Linked DNA regions of Homo sapiens: region 1 is linked to region 2. The links are chromatin contacts, found by Hi-C or POLR2A ChIA-PET in ENCODE. All regions are on one chromosome and are shown on one strand. Each heading gives the region's core, a stretch centred on a gene start or an enhancer-like site at or near the end of the contact. The rest is flanking DNA. Distances are from core to core; before and after follow the strand shown.

Region 1 (6,244 bases), core at 328-2,827, 65 kb before region 2:
TCTATGTCTCTCTCCTTCCCCTTGTCCTGAGCTGCTCAGGTGGCCCAGGTCTGGGCAGGCTGGCGGCGGCCCTCCTGTCATCTTGGCGGGCCTGGGCTGCGTCCTCTTCCTGTGGCTCCACTCCTCCCTGCTGCTGCCAGCCACTTGAAAGCAGAGAACCCACTGTCGCCTCCCCCGGCTGGCCTTAGGGTCCTGTGCGAGACGCACCCCTCAGCCGCCCTCCTTGAGTGCCCCTGGATCCCCCGCGGGGTACCAGTTTCCTGCTCCTCCCTGGCTGGGCGCTCAGCTCTGGGCTGGGGAATTCAGCCTGACTGGTTGTCCAGGAAGATGCTGTCTGGGCTTCCCAGGGTGACCCAGTATCTCCCTGAGCAGTGTGCCTGTCACAGCTGCCTCCCTCCCTGTGAGTACCGGAACAGGCGTGACTGGTAGGGCCTCTGCCTCCTTGGGGCCATTGTACCTGCTGCTGCCCGCCCCACCCTGCTCCCTCCTGGCACCATCTCCTTTGCTTCCCCAAGGTCCCTGTGGGCACACAAGGCAAGGAGGCCAGGAGGAGCCAGGTGCCAGACCCCCCTCCATCCCAGTCGCCTGAGGCATCCCCCAGCCACCACTGTGAGAGGTGGGAGGCCGGGCAGGCCTGTGGTCACCATGGTGCAGGTGCACCACCTGATTTATAGGCCAAGGGACTCCTCTTGGTCACCTCTCTGTGCCCCCAGCATGGGGCTGGCCCTGCAGTGCACCCACCATCAAGGGCTGTTGTCTCTTGCTCCAGAATGAGGTCTTCAGGGCGCCACTGCTCGCAGGACCGGGAAGGACCTGGTGCCCTTTGCCTGGAGCGGGATAGACAGGGCAGGTCCCTGAGCCTGGGGTCCGAGGGGCTGGGCTTCACTCCTCCTGTAGTCCCGGCGCTCCTGGCCCACCCCCTAACGTTGCTTATCTGTGGTGGAGGAAGCATTAGCTCAGCTGCGGCCTGCACAGCTCCCGGGCCAGGCCCACCTCCCTTCCTTCCCCAGCAGCCACTGTTAGGTGCACGGTAGACATGATGAAGCGACGTCCTTAAAGCAGATAGCATCTCCCGAGGCTGCCCCATCCCTAGGTTTTGGGGGAGCACCCCTTCCCCTTTGGAGGCTGAGCACGGCATGTGTGGGCACCTTGGTCACACTCCAGAGCTCGCTTCATCCCCACGAGCGGCACCTGATCTCCAGTGACGGGGAGACTGAGGCCTGGCAAAGAGGACCTGTTGCCTTTGTGTAACTGGCCCCAGCATGGGGGAGGCATTGGCCCCAGCATGGGGGAGGCATTGACCCCAGGCCTGCCAGGCCTGGCAGCCACAGCCTGGCTAGGTGGAGGTTACTGCCTTCCGCACCACTCTGGCTTCCTCCCCGTGCCTGTGAAGAGCTCGGGGCCTGCTTCCTAATTTGTAAACACGGGGCGTGTGTCTCAGTGGCTGTGAGCTAGCGAGGGGGTGGCGAGCGAGCCGGCTGCGCAGGTCCTGAGGCCCCAGGCCTCATTGTTGGCCAACAGGCAGCTGGGGGCGGGCTGCGGCCGCTGATTAAAGGCCGCCTAGAGCAGCCTGTGTGGCGACAGGTGCCCAGAAGCCCAGGAAGCCGGTCAGTGCCCGCCCCAGGTAAGCTGGTGTGGTGGGGTTGGCAAGGACAGTCTCCCCGGGAGCCTGGGGGCAAGCAGGCAGAGGCCAGCTCGGGACCAGCACCTGTGTGCCAGGGACAAGGGTGGGGAGGTCGAGCCCAGCGGGAGCTGGGTGCACTGCATGGGCTCTTTCGGGTGGCTGCTTGCCTGCTTCCCGGCAGCTGGTTCCAGGGCTGGAGACCCAGTGTGCTATGCCCCAGGTTCCCAGCCAAGGCATTCCGGTGAAGGGGCTGGACCCCGCCAAGGTGCGGTCCCTGAGCTGCCTCTGCCTCTCCCAATCCCTGCTGGGGACTGTGGCTGGAGGCAGGCAGTAGAGCGCTCTGAGGCCTGCCTTTTCTGTTCAGTAGGTGACAGGAGTGGGGCTGACGCTCCCAGAGCCAAAGGTCACAGGTGCTGTGGTCGGGGGTGGCAGGAAGTGAGCCCCAGAAGGGTCAGAGCTTTGGCTAGGGGGAGGATGGTACACAGCAGGGCCCGGGCGAACCCCTCTCTCCAGTCCTCAGGGTTTGTGCCTCTCGCTCGGACAGTTTGAGGACTTGCTATCCCCGTGGGAACATCACCATGTCCGAGGCACCCCGGGCCGAGACCTTTGTCTTCCTGGACCTGGAAGCCACTGGGCTCCCCAGTGTGGAGCCCGAGATTGCCGAGCTGTCCCTCTTTGCTGTCCACCGCTCCTCCCTGGAGAACCCGGAGCACGACGAGTCTGGTGCCCTAGTATTGCCCCGGGTCCTGGACAAGCTCACGCTGTGCATGTGCCCGGAGCGCCCCTTCACTGCCAAGGCCAGCGAGATCACCGGCCTGAGCAGTGAGGGCCTGGCGCGATGCCGGAAGGCTGGCTTTGATGGCGCCGTGGTGCGGACGCTGCAGGCCTTCCTGAGCCGCCAGGCAGGGCCCATCTGCCTTGTGGCCCACAATGGCTTTGATTATGATTTCCCCCTGCTGTGTGCCGAGCTGCGGCGCCTGGGTGCCCGCCTGCCCCGGGACACTGTCTGCCTGGACACGCTGCCGGCCCTGCGGGGCCTGGACCGCGCCCACAGCCACGGCACCCGGGCCCGGGGCCGCCAGGGTTACAGCCTCGGCAGCCTCTTCCACCGCTACTTCCGGGCAGAGCCAAGCGCAGCCCACTCAGCCGAGGGCGACGTGCACACCCTGCTCCTGATCTTCCTGCACCGCGCCGCAGAGCTGCTCGCCTGGGCCGATGAGCAGGCCCGTGGGTGGGCCCACATCGAGCCCATGTACTTGCCGCCTGATGACCCCAGCCTGGAGGCCTGAGCACCAGGGCCACCTCCTGTGCCATGGACAGTGCCAGCCTCCACCGTTCAGCTGGCCTCTACCACCCCCGGCTCCTCCTATCTGGGCAGCCTCAGGTCCGTGCACCTGCCAGGCCTTCCCTGGCTGCCTGACCAGCCATACGGCCCTGGATTCCTCTCCAGGCCCCGCTTCCAGGGCCGTGCTCTCCCGGCTGGCCTGGGTGCCCAGCAGAGTTTGCTGTTTCCCAATAAACATTGCCAACTACTCACCCTCCGACTAGCTGGCCAGATACTAGGGGCTGGACTCCCTCGACCCCCTGCTGAGCAGGGCCAGGCGGTGAGCCATGCCAGGGGCCAGCACAAGACCTCCAGGGCCGCCCCCCTATGGCCTCTCCTCGCGGTGAGGACCGTGGGTGGCTGGGTAGGGAGACGTCAAGCTCTTGGGTTGGTCTGAGGGCTGATGGGTTGTGGCTGTGGGCTGATTGCCGCCCATCTGCATTGTCACCCCAGAGGCCCAAAGAAGCCATGAGTAGGGCCTTAAGCCCACAGAGCCGGCCGCCTGCCTGGGCACAAAGCTCAGCTGCAGCGCTTGCCCGCCGTGGGACCTGGAGTCTCTGTCCCTGCTCTGTGAAGTGGTAACAGGGTGAAATGTTAAGAAACGGGGTGCTGGGGAAAAGGGAGGTGCCCCCACATGTGGGCATGCACATGTACATGTACATGCTAAGGGCCCTGACGGTGCACGGAGCAGAGGTGGGGTGGCTGGTGCTGTGAGGGTGACCCTGGAAGGGAGCCTATCCTGCAGCCCGTGTCCCCGTAGGGCCAGGAGGCCGCTCGGTGGGAGGGCAGCTTCTGGCCACCGCACTGTGCTTTGGGTTCCCTGCTAACCTGCCTCAGGGGCCCCACCCTGAGGCACTTCCAGTCTTGGGAGGCCTCATGGGTGGGGAGAGACCTGTCACCAACGCTGGGTCAGGTAAGAAGGGATGGGGTGGCCACGCCTGAGAGTGACTCACATGAGCAAAGCCTGAGCCTCCAGCCAGCTGGACAATCTGGGAAGCCCTAAGTAGGTCAGAATGACTGGAGCCACTGCAGCGTGCACGGTGGTAGGATGGTGAGGCCAGAGCACAGGCAGTGACCACCTCAGACCTTCCTTGTGGCCCGGGCCAGGCCTGACCCTGATGGCAGCGGGGAGCCGCGGAGGGTCATGAGCAGGAGAGGGGAAAAGTCTGGTGTAGGCTTCTGCCATATGCTGCTTGGGCTGCGTGCCGAGCTGTTCTCGAGTTGCTGTGAAGAAATACTTGAGGCTGGGTCATTTACAAAGACAGCGGGTTTATTTTGGCTCAGCAGTGCTGGCATCTGTTAACTGGTGGGGCCTCAGGAAGCTTCCACTTATGGCAGAAGGCAAAGGGGGAGCAAGAGAGAGGCGGGGAGGTGAACTCACAGCGAGAATTCAACTCCTTGCGGAGGTGAGGACGGCACCAAGCCATTCATGAGGGATCCAACCCCATGACCCAAACGCCTCCCACCAAGGCCCCACCTCCAACATTGGGGGTTACATCTCAAACTGAGATTTGGAGGGGACGAACGTCCAAACCACATCAGGCTGCTGCATGGAGAATGGGCTGGAGAGGACAGCGACGGCAAGGCGGGCAGAAGCAGAGCATGGAGGGCTTTGGTGGAGGGAGGGAGAGCTATGGGCCTGGCCAAGGACAGTGGCAGCAGGGGAGGGGAGGGGGCACGGTCTGGGGAAGCCCCACAGGACCTAGTTTGGGAATGTGGTTAGTAACCAGAAGATCTTGTCACAGCCAAGCTTCCCGAGGAGAGCATCACCTGGGAGAGTGTCACAAGCCCTGGGCTGGCCCTACAGAAGCTGGAGTAGGGGACACTGAGCCCCCAGATCCCCTGGTGCCCAGACAGGGCCTGCTTCTGTTTATCTTACTGGCCAGGCTCCAGCTGGGCAGCCGAATCCAGCAGGTGTTACCCTTAAAACCCTGGCCTTGGTTGGGCATGGTGGCTTACGCCTATAATCCCAGCACTTTGGGAGGCCAAGGCAGGCGGATTGCTGGAGCCCAGGAGTTTGAGACTGACCGGGGCAACATAGCAAGACCCTATCTCTACAAAAATTAAAAAGAAAAATTAGGAGTGGAGGCACACATCTGTAGTCCCAGCTACTCAGGAGGCTGAGGGCCAGAGGATCACTTGAGCCTGGGAAAGTGAGGCTGCAGTGAGCCATGATGGCACCACTGTACTCCAGCCTGGGCGACAGTGAGACCCCCCTTCCAAATCCAAAAACAAGAAAAAAAACCTGGTCTTGCCACTGACCTGCTGGGTAGGTGACACCAAGTGGGGCCCTTCTCATTGGGCATGCTAGAAGGGTCTCAACCCCAGGATGGGACAGACAGGCAGGTGACAGCCTGATTTTGGCTGCTGCCGCCTCTGTGGAGGGGTCTCTGGTTTTGGGCCCTCTCACCTGTCTTGGGCTGAGGTGCCTCTCTCTCATCACTCTGGGCTCCCCTGGCCTCACGGTGGCCTGGCCTCGGGCGCCCTCCCCGAGTCCATGTCGAGACTGGCCAGGCCAGGCGTCTTGCGTACCATGCTGCCCAGACAGGCTGTGACCTGCCTCTCTGCTGCCTCAAAGCAGCAATGTGCTTATAAATGGTTAACAACCAGCTTTCCAGGAAAGGAAATGTACACGTATGTATGTAGGCATGGATCTCTCTCCCTTCCTCCCCTGTCTCTTTCTCTATATACACACAGGCTATACACACAGGCACATGCATACATATACATGAACACACAATTTACAAATAATAAAATCCACAATATATATAAAATATGCAACAAAATACACAATATACTCTTCGCCGTAAATTCCACATGGCCAATGAATACTCACAAAATACCTTCATTGACTTTTACTGAGTTCTTGTTATCTGTACCCTGTACTTGAGTGCGATGGATGGACAGCTGTGCTTCCCACATACATGTTGGCTGATGTTTTCATTTATTTTAATGAGTAAGATAAACATGAAGCAGCAAAGATGAGCAACTTCTTTGCTTAATTGGATGATAGTTTTCAAATACCGAAAATGTTTATTTTTATTTATTTTTTTGCTATTTATAATGTAATGGCCGCAGACCCAGCATTCTTCAGTTTAATCTGCAATATTAGCATTTTCTTCACCTCTTTCTAAAGTCTAGGCAATCAACAAAGCAGTAATACATCAAGCCCTGGCATGCCGTGGCATGCCGAGCTCTGCGGTATAATACTTCCACTTGGCCAGTCTTAAGCTACCAACAGGAAGTCACTGAAGGTGACCTTGGGAAGAGATTCCAGGATTTCCACCACACACATC
Region 2 (6,591 bases), core at 1,859-4,358:
GTGTGGTGTGTGTTCATGTGTGTGCTGTGTTCATGTGTGGTGCATGTGTTCATGTGTGGGTGTGGTTGTGGTGTGTTTGTTCATATATCGTGTGTGTGTGTTCATGTGGGGTGTGTGGTGTGTGTTCATGTGTGGTGTGTGTGTGATCTGTGTGTTCATGTGTGGTGTGTGTATTCATGTGTGGTGTGTGTGTTCATGTGTGGTTTGTGTGTTCATGTGGGGTGTGTGTGGTGTATGTGGGGTGTGTGGTGTGTGTGTGGTGTGGGCTGTATAGGGGGTGCAGGCTGTGGGGCGTGTGAGTTTTCATGTGTGGGGTTGTGTAATGTGTGTGTTCATGAGTAGGGTGTGTCTGTGTGTGTTCATGTGTAGTGTGTGTAGGGTGTGTGTGGTCTGTGTGGTGTGTGTGGGGTGTGATGTGTGTTCACATGTGGTGTGTTTGTGTTCATGTGTGGTGTGTGTTGGCTGTGTGGAGTGTTTTCCATGTGTGTTGTGTGTTTTCATGTGGGGATGCATGTGGGGTGTGTGTAGTGTATGTGTTCATGTGGGGTGTGTGTGTTCATGTGTGGAGGTTGTGTGATATGTGTGTTCATGTGTAGGGTGTGTGTCTTCATGTGTGGTGTGTGGGGGTGTGTGTGTGGTCTATGTGATGTGTGTGTTTGTGTGTGGTGTATTTGTGTTCATGTGTGGTGTGGGTTGTGTGGGGTGTGTTTTCGTGTGTGGTGTATGTGGTGTGTGTGTTCAAGTGAGGTGTGTGTGGTGTGTGTGTTCATGCAGGGAACTGTGTGTGGTGTGTGTTCATGTGTGGCATGTGGGGTGTATGTGTTCATGTGTGGTGTGCAGGGTGTGTGTTCATGTGTGGTGTGTGCGTGTTCATGTGTAGGGTGTGTGTGTTCATATGGGACTATGTGGAGGGTGTGTTCATGTGGGGTATGTGAGGTATATGGTATGTGTGTTCATATGGGGGGTGTGTGTGTTCATGTGGGGAGTGTATGTAGTGTGTATGTGTTCATGTGTGCTGTGTGTGTGTTCATGTGTGGTGTATTTATGTGGGGTGTGTGGGGTGTGTGTTCATGTGTGTGGTCCATGTGGTATGTGGTGTATGGTGTGTGTTCATGTGTGGTGTGTGTGATGTGTGTGTGTTCATATGTGGTGTGTGTTCATGTGTGATGTGTGTAGTGTGTGTTCATGTGAGGTGTGTGGCATGTGTTCATGTGTGGGATGTACGTGGTGTGTGCTGTGTGTGGTCTGTGTGGTGTGTGTGTTCATGTGTGGTGTGTTTGTGTGTTCATGTGTGGTGTGTGTGGGGTGTATGGTGTGTGTGTTTGTGTGTGGGGAATTTGGGGGGTTTGTGGTGCATGTATTTGCAGAGCTTCCCATAGATGGAGCCAGGCAACCAACATTTCCCAGAGGTGGGTGATGCCCTCCCACAGTGCCACACCTCCCCAGTCCTGGAACTGCATTGGGTGACAGAGACTGGGCAAGAGGCCAGAAGCCTGGCCCCCTCCCCAGCAGCTCTCACACAGCAGCTGCAGAGGCTCACCCTAGCCTGTGACTTTCTGATGTTTCCCCCTTTCTGTCTGTCCCTGGCTCTGTCCTGCCTCTCTGTCTGTGTCACACACAGAGACAGCAGAGGGGCCTCCAAGGAAAGCTGAGACCCCGCTGGGTACAAGGTAACACTGTGTGGCTTCCAAGCAAAGCCAAGAATTATCTAGCCCTTCCTGTTCTCGGAACTGTGCTGTTTCCTAGACAACGTATTTTGTGTAATCATGGTCAAGGCAACGTACATTTCTGCCCAGAATCAAGGTCACAGTATAATACTGATTCACCACGGCAACAGCAGACTACTCATCTGACATGGGAGATGAGATTTGCGATGAAAACCACATGCAGATTGCTAGTTGCCCAGCGACTCTGCACCACGAAATAGGTTTGACTCCAGTGGAATCTGGAATCATGTCCTTAAAAGACACAGAGCCCCTGGTAGTTCAACATATGTAACTGGCCAGCCAGAGCCAGCCAGGCACATGGCGCCACTGGTAGACAAACGTGCACATGACAGGAGCCTTTCCACCTGCCCTGGCTTCAGGAGTTTAGCTCAGTCCACAAATCCACGCCAGGAGCATTTCCCTATATAAACAAGCCCTGCGATGCTCCTAGTCCATCTGAGCTCACTGTGGACCAAGAAAGGCGAATGGTAGTTCTAGAAGAAAATCTTGTCATTTAGGATTTGATCTTTTTCCTAATTTCTCAGCCCAAGATCAACTGTTGGTGACCCCCTAGCTCTCACACCTCTCTTCTCTGGCCCCCTGAAATCAGAGAGAGGCAGCAGGGCCTCCTCTATTTCAGTAAGCTTGGGCTTGGGGCCATTATGCGGTCTGTGGGTCTGAGTCCCCAAGGCCTCTGGCTTGGGCTGAAGGAGAGAAGTAGGAACTGGGGCCCTCCAGCCTGTGGGGTGAGGTCTTCATGAAGGTGAATAGCTGAACCGTCTCCCCTGGGACTCCTCCAACCCCACTGTTGCTTCCCAGGAGAAAAGGCCTTTGGTGCCTGTCTGAGGCCTTGAAAGTCAGTTTTAAGTCCACCTCCCAGACAATGGCAGGTGATGGGTCTCTGGGGGGCCCAGCTGCATTGTATTCACGTCACCAGTATCCAGCCAGAAAGGAGGCCGAGATCACCTGGGGAGGTCACCCTCACCTTCTGCTGATGCCCAGAGGAGCTAGGTGACAGATTTTGTCAAAAGATTCAAATAGCCCAGCGCACATCCCCATTGGGTGCCTGGTGCCCTCACAGGCCACCTCTGTCTCACCCTCTGGCCTGAAGGCCGCCCTCAGTGGCCCCTTGAAGGTCAGCTGACCTCTTTTCCACCTGCTTTGGTGGCTTCTATTGCAGAGCCCCGAGGCCTCGAGATTGAGAACTGGGAGGATGGCCAGTGCTGACAAGGACAGCTATCCTGGGTGACAGCTCGGCCAACAGAAACATGCTCTAACTCAGAGTCCTGTGACTTAGGCTGGGGCCGCCAGTCTGTGCACGGCTGCCCAGGAAGGGCTGCAGGCAGCTTCCGTGGCCATGCGGGCCAGGGATTACAGCCCGCCTGCCAGGAAACCCTCTCAGCTCCACTGCTTTGGTTACCAACTTTCCTCTTTCCTAAACTTACAATCTGTTTGCATCTCATGGTTCAAGGAAATGCCAGAAGCGCTTTGTAGCAGATGCAGTGCTGGGCGCTTTTCCTCACCTCACTTCATTTCCTCCTTACAAGCCATTCCCTTTGCTGATTCCTCGGGGGCTGGGTCCTGGGACACACTGGTAAGCTGGGTGGATGTGGCTCCAGAGAGCCCAGGGGACGCATGGAGGTGGCCATCAAAAAAGAACGGACTGGGAGAAGTACTGTGAAGTGACCCAGCAGGACAAAGATGACTGGCAGCTGGGCTCCAGGAAGGGGCTCTGAGTAGGTGACCCTGAATCTGAAACCTGAGCGAGGCAAGAGAGCGTTCTACAGAAGAGGGGCACATGGGCCACGGCCTCGTGCAGCAGGCAGGATGGAAATGGTTGGACATGTTAGGAAACAGAGGCTCACATTGGTGAGTGTCACGAGTGGCTCTGACGTGTTAGAGCTTGTGACAGATCCCTGCTATCTCAGAGCTCCTGTCACCAGCAAGATTTGTGACAGATCCCTGCTATCCTCAGAGCTCCTGTCACCAGCAAGATTGCTTCAGGCCCCACTTCTTTCCTGGCATGATGCCCATCTCTTTCTCTCTTGAGGCCACGAGCTTCATGAGGGTTCTCGAGGCACCCCAGCCCTTAGCCTCTGCCTCTGTGCAGTAGGTGTTGATGACACAACCATGCGTGGAGCACCCACTTGGGCTGGCCCCGGGTTAGGAGCTCAGGGCACAGACATAGAACTCAGAGTTTGGCCAAGGAGATGGAAAACTCCCTCTACACCCCACTCTCGGCATCCAGGTGACCCCAGTGATCCCTCCACCTTACCTCCCGGCCCTTGGAGGTGGGCACTCAGCAGTCTTCTCCCCACTACTCCCTCCCGGCCCTGCATTCTTGCCTGGGCTCTCCTCCTCCCCCAGGCCTCCCACTGTGCCCCTGCCCTTGGCCCTTGCGTCTGCCTTCTCCTCCACCTCCTGCCTTGGGCAAGGCTGGCATGCATCCAAGGCCATGGCCCCATGTGCCACAGTGGGAAGGCGAAGGGGCCGCACCCCCTCTGCCCTGCGATGTCACGTCTGGCACTGCACTCCTCCCCTTTAGGCCTGCCCCATCTAGTCATGCTTGTCTGGAGTGTCCCTGCTGTTGTTTATCCCCCTTGCTCCCGCACTCTCATGGGTGCACCCTGGACCTGCCCACCGACCTCCCACTCCCAAGCACCCTTTCTCAATGGAAGCCTCTTCTTCCTTCCTCTACATCCCCGTGACCTTGATGGGAGAGAGCAACAGCCCTTGTCCCCGCCTACCTTGGCCCCAACCTCTTCCAGGCCTCCTTTCTTCACCATGCAGACTCCAGGACTGCCCCTCAACCGCCCCTTCAGCACTTCCCGCCACCCCTTGTTCCCCTGCCTTCAACGTGGCCGCTCCATGAAACCGCAACTGAGGACCTACAGGCAGAGGATGAAAGCGAATGCACCCATCCCCCACCCCCATTCACTGAGTCCCCACTGTGTGCCAGGGCAGGCACTATGCTGGGTGCTGGGGTACAGCAGTGAGCCAAGATCCGCCAGCCTTCCTGCCCTTGTGGAGGCAGTGGTCTAGACATTAAAAAGTAACTTCCCAGTTAGGTGACAACTACAAGTGGTGACAGTGATGTATAGGCGAATGCCAGGTGTTCTGAGAGCAGAAAAGGAGTTCTGGTGTCATCTAGGAGGAGAAAGGGCAGAGAAGAGTCCCTGGAGGAAGGGACATTTGCACTATAATCTGCAGGGGTCCCATCTGCATTTGGGGTAGCTGCTTACCCCACCCTGTGTCACCCTTGCTGGCAGGGCCCCTATCTTGGGGTCACATGCTCAGCCCTCCCGCCAGGGGCCGAATTGCCATTGTAAGGGGATTAGTTAGGCATTGCTGTGGGAGTGATTACCGCAAACTTAGCAGCTGTCACGAACACTCCTTTCTGTGGGTCAGAAGCTCTGGGCATGAAGTGGCTGGGTCTGAGGCTCAGGGTCTCACAGGCTGCACTCCTATCTGGAGGCTCTGGGGAATAACCCACTTCCAAGTTCATGAAGGTTCTTGGCCAAATTCAGCTCCTTGTGGCTATCGGACTGAGGTCCCATTCCTTGCTGGCTGTCAACAGGGGCCGCTCTGGGCTTCCCCATCTTCAAAGCCGGCAGAAGAGCTGTTGTCTCATTCAACCCCTTTCACGCCTGGACTCCCCGACTTCTCTGTCTCTGGCCTCTAGACCCAGATTTCCAGGGCTCATGTGATTAGGTCAGGCCTACTGAAGAGAGCTTCCCTTTCTTAAAGTCACCTGTGCCATGTACCATAACCCGATCATAGGGGTGATGGTCCCTCAGATTCACCACCTGGGGTGTCACATTGGACTTGTACCCCAGGGGATGGGGAACTGGGGGCTATCTTAGAATTCTGCCTACCACTGGAAGCCTCCTGTGGGGGTCTCATTCCATTTGCTGGTGGGTGGTTTAGGCAGGGTAGGGGTGGATCCACAGTTTATGGAGCCTAAAGTTTATGAATTTGGAGGGACCTCTTTAAGGAAAAGAATATAAAATTACAAATACAAAATCTCTGGGACCCCTCCCAGGACCTGAGAAGAAGTCTGTGCAGTGAAGGGCCCTAAGCTCATACAGGGGGCTGTGGTGGGAGCAGAAGTCCCAAATCAGTTTCACTAGGCCACAGTTAAGATGCCAGCAGGGCCACACCCTCTCAGGAGGCTCCAGGGGAGAATCCTGTTCACACCTTCTCCAGTTCACACCTCCAGCACCTCCAGCCGAATTCCTTAGCTCACGGACACTTCCTCCATAATTAAAACAATTTTTGTGGGTACATACGTAGTAGGTGTATATATTTATGGGGTACATGAGATGTTTTGATACAAGCATGCAATGTGAAATAAGCACATCATGGAGAATGGGGTATCCATCCCCTCAAACATTTATCCTTTGAGTTATAAACAATCCAATTACACTCTAAGTTATTTTAAAATGTACGATTAAGTTATTATTGACTATAGTCACCCTATTGTCCTAGCAAATAGTAGGTCTTATTTATTCTTTCTATTTTTGGTACCCATTAACCATCCCCACCTCCCCCTCCAGCCCCTCACTGACCCTTCCCAGCCTCTGGTAGCCATCCTGCTACTCTCTACCTCCATGAGTTCAATTGTTTTGATTTTTAGATCCCACAAGTAAGTGAGAACATGTGATGTTTGTCTTTCTGTACCTGGCTTATTTCACCTAACATAATGACCTCCAGTTCCATCCATGTAGTTGCAAATGACAGGATCTCATTCGTTTTTATGGCTGAATAGTACTCCATTGTGTATGCGTACCACATTTTCTTTATCCATTCTTTTGTGTTGATGGACACTTAGGTTGCTAGCAAATTTTGGCTATTGTGAACAGTGCTGCCATGAACATGGGTGTGC

The links. A loop is a pair of places that touch in the nucleus more often than their neighbours do. ChIA-PET counts read pairs that join two places held with the same protein, here RNA polymerase II (POLR2A).
Region 1: a map of dorsolateral prefrontal cortex shows a loop between it and region 2 (2.5-fold over the local background). The contact joins the promoter of TREX2 here to the enhancer-like site in region 2. A Hi-C loop is called at or near these places in 2 of 168 maps with a recorded cell type or tissue (dorsolateral prefrontal cortex and mammary epithelial cell). POLR2A ChIA-PET finds 5 or more read pairs at or near these places in 1 of 52 experiments (activated CD8-positive, alpha-beta memory T cell).

The regions. Positions count from the first base shown.
Region 1 is chrX:153,441,389-153,447,632 of GRCh38, reverse strand. It overlaps TREX2 (three prime repair exonuclease 2), which reads left to right and starts at 1,577. Exons shown (of 2, transcript NM_080701.4): 1 at 1,577-1,624; 2 at 2,138-3,160. The coding sequence starts at 2,203. The coding sequence ends at 2,913.
Region 2 is chrX:153,377,253-153,383,843 of GRCh38, reverse strand. No RefSeq gene overlaps it. Among named protein-coding and RNA genes, the nearest start is that of PNMA6E, 21 kb to the left of the region's middle. Within about 2 kb of position 3,108, at least 6 of the 41 ENCODE cell types and tissues checked have a DNase peak (open chromatin) inside an H3K27ac peak, as active enhancers do; they include dorsolateral prefrontal cortex, where a contact is called at or near this core.